Linked DNA regions of Homo sapiens: region 2 is linked to region 1. A link is a loop called in an ENCODE intact Hi-C map of the cell type or tissue named here. Cell type or tissue: psoas muscle. All regions are shown on one strand. Links, peaks and the distances in the headings refer to the core of each region. The heading gives the core; the rest is flanking DNA. Region 1 overlaps RNF145 (ring finger protein 145). Region 2 overlaps LOC124901123 (a long non-coding RNA gene).

Region 1 (2,846 bases), core at 347-2,846:
GAATCTTAGGTAAGTTTAATATGTAGCACAGCATATTAAAAAAAAAAATGAAGCATCTGTCTCTAGTTTAAAACTGTTCAAAAATATGAAGCTCATTACTCAGTCAGTGGTGAGGATTAAAAATACAGATGGGCAAAACCTGAAACAGAATGACACTTCAGTGATGATTTTTTTTCAGATGAGGCTGATGCCCAGAAAAACAAAGGCTAATCAAAGATCACAGAGGACTTAGAATTATAATCCAGAGCTCCTGCCCTTAGTGCAAGCCCCTTTTATCCCTCTGTGCTGTCCATTTCCCTAAATCCAAGAGGACTGATAAAGGATTGTCACAGTACTAATTTTGATGGCAAAGTGCATAAGGTGACAGACCTTATTACAAAGTTTTTAAGGGAATATTGATGCGTGAAAATAGGTATGCACTGTCTGAAAACACTGGAAACCATTAAGTAGACAAGAAAAGTGACCTAAAAAGGACTCATAAGGGAACTGATGATTCTCTCAATTTGATCAAGCATAATAGAAGAGGAACTGAATCTAATTTTCTCATCTTCTCTTCAGTAGAACAAACCAGGTGGTTAAACTTTGTCTTCTTCCTAAGTCAAAAACTCTGCAGTGAGTTGGAAGCTATTACAAAATGGCTAGATTTTGAATACGGATGGCATTATACAATGCTACTGTCCAGTATGTAAGGACAAATAACAAATTAAGTCAGAGGTATATTTGGAACCATTCACAGGTGTGCTCCCAAATTTCAAATAATCTGTAAAATGAAGTTGCTCCACCAGAGTGCTGGTCACTGATATGCTCTCTTTCTAGGACGTGGAAGACAACTTCTGTGCTGTTGTGGCTGGTGGGGCCATATCAGTAGTTCCGGCCAAGGGAGTGAGTGGAAGTGACATGTCCATACCAGGGAGGAACGTGTAATTGCTGGTGTACAGCCTTGCAGTCTTCCCTTTGGCATGACCATCCAGAAAGTTCAATAGTGTCTGCACCAAACAGGATAGTGTCTGCACCAAACAGGATATCCTTGTAATGTACGTGCATGACATAAATCTTTGTGGTTTTAAAGCCACTATAATTTTGAGGTTTTCTGTTACAACCACATAATATATTCCTCCTGACACACAGTGACATTTGTCCAAAAGGCTACTAACACACTCATCTGATTTGGCATGTACAGCTGGGATCTATTTGCTATTAAGAAGTAAAAAGTGTATTATAATGTGGAAAGTAATTCCAAAGAACTCTACTTTTATTAAAATCCCAGATCATTACTGCTAGGTCTTTGGATAAGCAGCCTTCCTACCACTAGAGGGAGCTATCTGCTTTGTCTTCTGCCTAACACGGAGCACCAAAAAGATGATAAACTTCCAGCTACACCTGGGGAGAAATGAATTCTAGCCTAGATACTTTCCCCCCGCCAACAAGTCATACTGCCTTAGTGCTAGGCTAGCTGGATAGAAGCTCTGAAATGCTCAGGCACCCCAAAAGGCTGATTCAATCTGAATCAGAAGTAAGGTTCAGAAATGTGTACTTTTTTAAAATAAAAAGCTTCCCAAACACTTCTGAAGCACAGGTAAGTTTGCTAACACTGGGTGTAGAAGATTTCAAAAGAAATGGTCCTTTTCAATCAAAGAGTTTTGCCATCTACAGGGCATTTCTGACAAGGATCAACATGTAAGTCCAACTAAATTAAAAACAGAACCTCCTAAGAACAGAACTTCAAAAAAAGCACTTTATAATGACAACAAACCACAAGAACAAAACATAATTATCTTCAAATTTAAATTTATTAAGACATTCAGCTATGTCTGTCAGTCTACATCCAAATTTGCTACTAAAAATAAAATAAAGTCACATCCCACATTAGGAATACCGAGGTCTGAAAAACACTTTTTGAGCCAAGCCTATTGTATAAATAAATGACTAGTTTCTTTTCATATCAAAATTCCCATAAAAAATTACATTCCCCCCTCCCCAGTTCTACCTGTAGCCATGATGAATGTAAAAATTTAAATATGACACATCCTTGTCAAAGAAAAGGTGCAAAGTCTATTAACAGCTTTAAAAGTGGCATTTGCAGAGTGTGATCATACAGTTATGTACTCATTCCCAAAGTGCAAATATTGCCATAATTTAACACTGTTTTGATTCAGTTGCAAGAATTAAACATTACACAGGATTGAAAAGTACACCCAGGGCCTCTATCAGTGCCCTAAAGCCCTTCCCACTTTGGTCTCCTTCACTAAAGCAGACTCCAAAGTGTTCATCAGAGTTTTAGTTTACTTCACACAGCCAGCGAAGTATACAACATATTTAACAAAAGTTTCATATACATCAAAATACTGAAGACTCCGTCATAAAGTTCAAGAGTCTCAGATTACATGAATGCACCCGCAAGGCCCAAGTGCCCACCCACCCCTTCCCTAAAGCACATACAAAGTATGAGCGTGCTTCAATCTTTGAATACAATCAATGCTTCTTCATCTTTGATTTCATTTCAGTGCTGTACAAGACTCAATAATCACCTGACTGAGCTCCAATTAACTGAGGAGAAACGGGGTGGAGGAGAGGGCTGGTTGCTATTCAGACTTGATAATGAGATTGATCTGTCCCATGGAGAGTGAAAGTTCAGTTCCACTTCTGCCTCCTTCTTTCCATGCTGTCCTCATGCTCTTTATCCTCACTTCCTCAGTCCCTTCAACACTCAAAATCTGATTTTATTTCTCTCTCACACGTATCAGGGGCAGTTTCTGAAGTTGCTGAGGTTGAATTTTCTTCACAAACCTCTATAAAACATCAGCAGAGAACATATAAATACATTTTGATTAGCATACATTGCAAAA
Region 2 (2,920 bases), core at 283-2,782, 350 kb after region 1:
ATATCTTATGAGAATTGCCACTCATTAAATTGTTTAAAGTATATCAATGTCTTCTGTATTCTAATAAAGCTGGCCATTAGCAACAATCCTAAAACTACTCTTTGGTAAAGTCCTTTTCTACCTTTTCTTTTGGAAAACAAGTTTTTCCTTTTATTCCTTCTGGTGTAACAGACGTCTCTCTCTGCCTCCTCCTCTCCATCCTATTCAGCATCTACTCCCTTTCTATGGAAAGGCACCCTCCTTGCTGTGGGGAACTGTTCGTTTGCACCATGTGGTTCTGGTGGGTGAGCTGTGTCATGTGACCAAGGTTTGACCAATCATGGGATCTCACGCATCTTGCGACAGTGATTGGCTTCATGATGGCCACATGACCTAAGTTTGGTTTATTGGTGTTCTTCCCTTGAATTTTACCTCTGAGTGCTAGGAGAGAGAAATCTTTGTTTCCTTGGGAGTTGCAAATCTAGGTTGATGAAGCCTGGAGCTGCCCATGCCACGTCTCCTGCAGTGTGAATAAAGCTCTGCTATGTGAGGAAAGAATGAGTCCAACAGATGGAGAGAAGCAGAGATCTGAGATATGGAATGAGATGGGGTGGGAGAGGAAGGAGAGAGGGAGAGACGATATCATTATTTGAATTCCTGAGGACAGCTCTAGTCCTAGCCTTTGTGGATATGAGCCAGTAAATTCTAATTTTTCTTTATGCCAGATTGGGTTAGGTTTCTGTTCCTTGAATTCGAGGGTCCTGATAAATTCATCAGTTTATTTAAAGTAACTGTTACATTATAAATGAGAGTTGTGTATATGTTGCAACAAAATCCCAACAGTTAGTTTAAGTTGCTAATAAGGAATGGATTCCTATACTGAACTCCTTCTAAGAGCACAGAGGTCTGGGGTTACAGAGCCCCTTCTATGTTTGTATCACTGGAACCTAGCATAGAGCTTGGCACATGGAAGTTCTCAATATGTATTTGGAGAACACAGTAAGGCACGAGAGAGAATCTGATTGGCTCAATGGGTCAGTACCATCCAGCACAGGAGAGTCCTACTGGCTGGACCACGGTTCCCACATGGGCCAACATCTTGGCTACCTATGGGTTAGGAACCTCACCCACGGTCTGGCCAGCTGTGAGTAGAGAATAATAACTTCTGGTGTAGAAAATCACCTCTTTTTCTCATGGTGTAGAAAATAACCCCTTTTGTTAAATATTTATTTAAATTTGACTATGGGTATGGCAGGTACTCTGAGTCTCACAAAGGGAACAGAATAGCAGACAAGTGCTTCACTTGGCTTGTTCAGGCCGTGTGAGTCCTCCCATTAAATCCCTCAGTGAGGGGTCTGAAGAGCGACCGGGGAAGTTCCAGAAAATGCTGGTCTGCTTCCTGCCGAGGGTCTGCCCTTGAGCTTCTCTTCCAGAGGAGAACCGTGACTCTGACCAAGGGGGCAGTTCTGGGAAACTGTGGGAGCCTGCAGCAAATGACAGAAAAGGGGCTGACTCCAGAGTGACCCTGCCAGGCCTTCTGGTGAGAAACACGCCCCTTGCTATGGTGAGGCCGGCCACAGCCTGACACTGCCTCTGCTGGGGATGAGAGCATGGGGAAGCAACAGCATTCCAGTGTCAGCCTGGCTCTGGCTGTGCCCCAGGCCCTGTTCCCACTGTAAGCTGACACTGGCTGGGAGGGGCCTCTCATCTCCTCTTTGAGGGCTCCAGGGCAGAGTCTGTTCTCAGATTTGAGCAGCAGCCTGTGGATGCTGCAGAGAGTGTGAAGAAAGCAAACCAACCTCTGTGGGCCCAGTGAGTCGGGTAGGGCCCTCTGATTTGTGTCTGAGAGGTTGGCGTTTGCAGTAGATTTTAGTCTTGACCTTGTCGACTTGGCAACAGGGTTAAATGGGAGACAGTGAACTGTATCTGGAGGGTCTGGATTGGGGCCTGAAGGCCTAGGGGTTAGCCCAGTTCTCTCTGTAAGCTGTTTTGGGGCCAGGGGCCAGCCTTTGGTACCTGGGCCTCAGGCTCCTCAGTGGTAAATTGAGGAGGTTTGTCGGGCCATGTGCACTTGGAGGTTCCTTCCAACCTGAGTAATCCCCACTCACCATCAAGTAATGGCTCTAAATTCATTTGCTCTGTGGAGATAACCAATATGGAAAAGATTGGCCTCAAATTTAACTTTTTTTTATAGGCAGTAAAGGATAGATGAGAAGTAACATTATTCCAAATAGAATGACAGGAATAATAATTATTACAGTAATAACAATAACAAAACAATGCTTTCAAAATAGTCACTGTAGGCCAGGTACTCTAATCAAGATTTTACATACCTTACCTTATTTATTCCTTTCCAACACTCCCCTGGGTGGATATCATGGTACTTGTTTAGGAGACGAAACTATTGAGGTGCAGAGAGGCTCAGTTACTTGCCCAACAGCTCATTGTTCAAAGGTAGCAGTGCTGGGATTTGAACCCAGGGTCCACTTGATTCTAAAGCCTACATTCTCACCTCCTCCGTTATCAGGTAGGTGAGAGGTGCCTTCTACTTTCTGCTGTGAAAGTGCAGATACAGAGGAGCAGCAGCTGTCCACTTGCTTCTCCAGTGTTCATATGTCATAAATCCCTCAGGGATGTAGCCTTAGACTTATTGTTCCTACCCCATTACTGGCCATTCCCTACCATCCCCACCAAACCCATGCTCCTTCTCCACTCACCACTTCTCCACAGGTCACAGTGGTCTGTGCCTCAGAGCCTTCATAGGTGCTGGTCCTTGTTCTTGAAACCCTAGTCATCTCTCTTACTTCTGGAACATTCCTACTCGGCAAGGTTCAGATGCCGTCTCCCTTTTAAAAGATGCTCTGATTTTCAAATAGCCACAGCCCACTTTTGCTTCTGTCATAGTCTGTATCATGTTCTGTAATTATTTGTTTTAGTCAAC

What was found. Hi-C counts contacts between places; a loop is a spot of excess contacts. Peaks named below come from ENCODE experiments on the same cell type or tissue, not always from the same donor. Only the 100,000 strongest peaks of a DNase experiment are listed, where the experiment ranks them.
Region 2: a loop joins it to region 1, with 7 times the contacts of the local background. A loop is called at or near these places in 2 of 110 quality-filtered maps.

The regions. Positions count from the first base shown.
Region 1 is chr5:159,155,638-159,158,483 of GRCh38, forward strand. RNF145 (ring finger protein 145) reads right to left here. Exons shown (of 11, transcript NM_001199383.2): 11 at 1,772-2,846. Among named protein-coding and RNA genes, the nearest start is that of RNF145, 52 kb to the right of the region's middle. RefSeq lists an enhancer at 1,450-1,579. In psoas muscle, for the core only: a CTCF peak has its summit at 1,310 (motif pointing right); no DNase peak of the experiment used is centred there.
Region 2 is chr5:159,508,889-159,511,808 of GRCh38, forward strand. LOC124901123 (a long non-coding RNA gene) reads right to left here. Exons shown (of 2, transcript XR_007059022.1): 1 at 2,697-2,920. Among named protein-coding and RNA genes, the nearest start is that of LINC01845, 44 kb to the left of the region's middle. RefSeq lists an enhancer at 1,038-1,538. In psoas muscle, for the core only: no CTCF peak of the experiment used is centred there; a DNase peak (open chromatin) is centred at 1,633.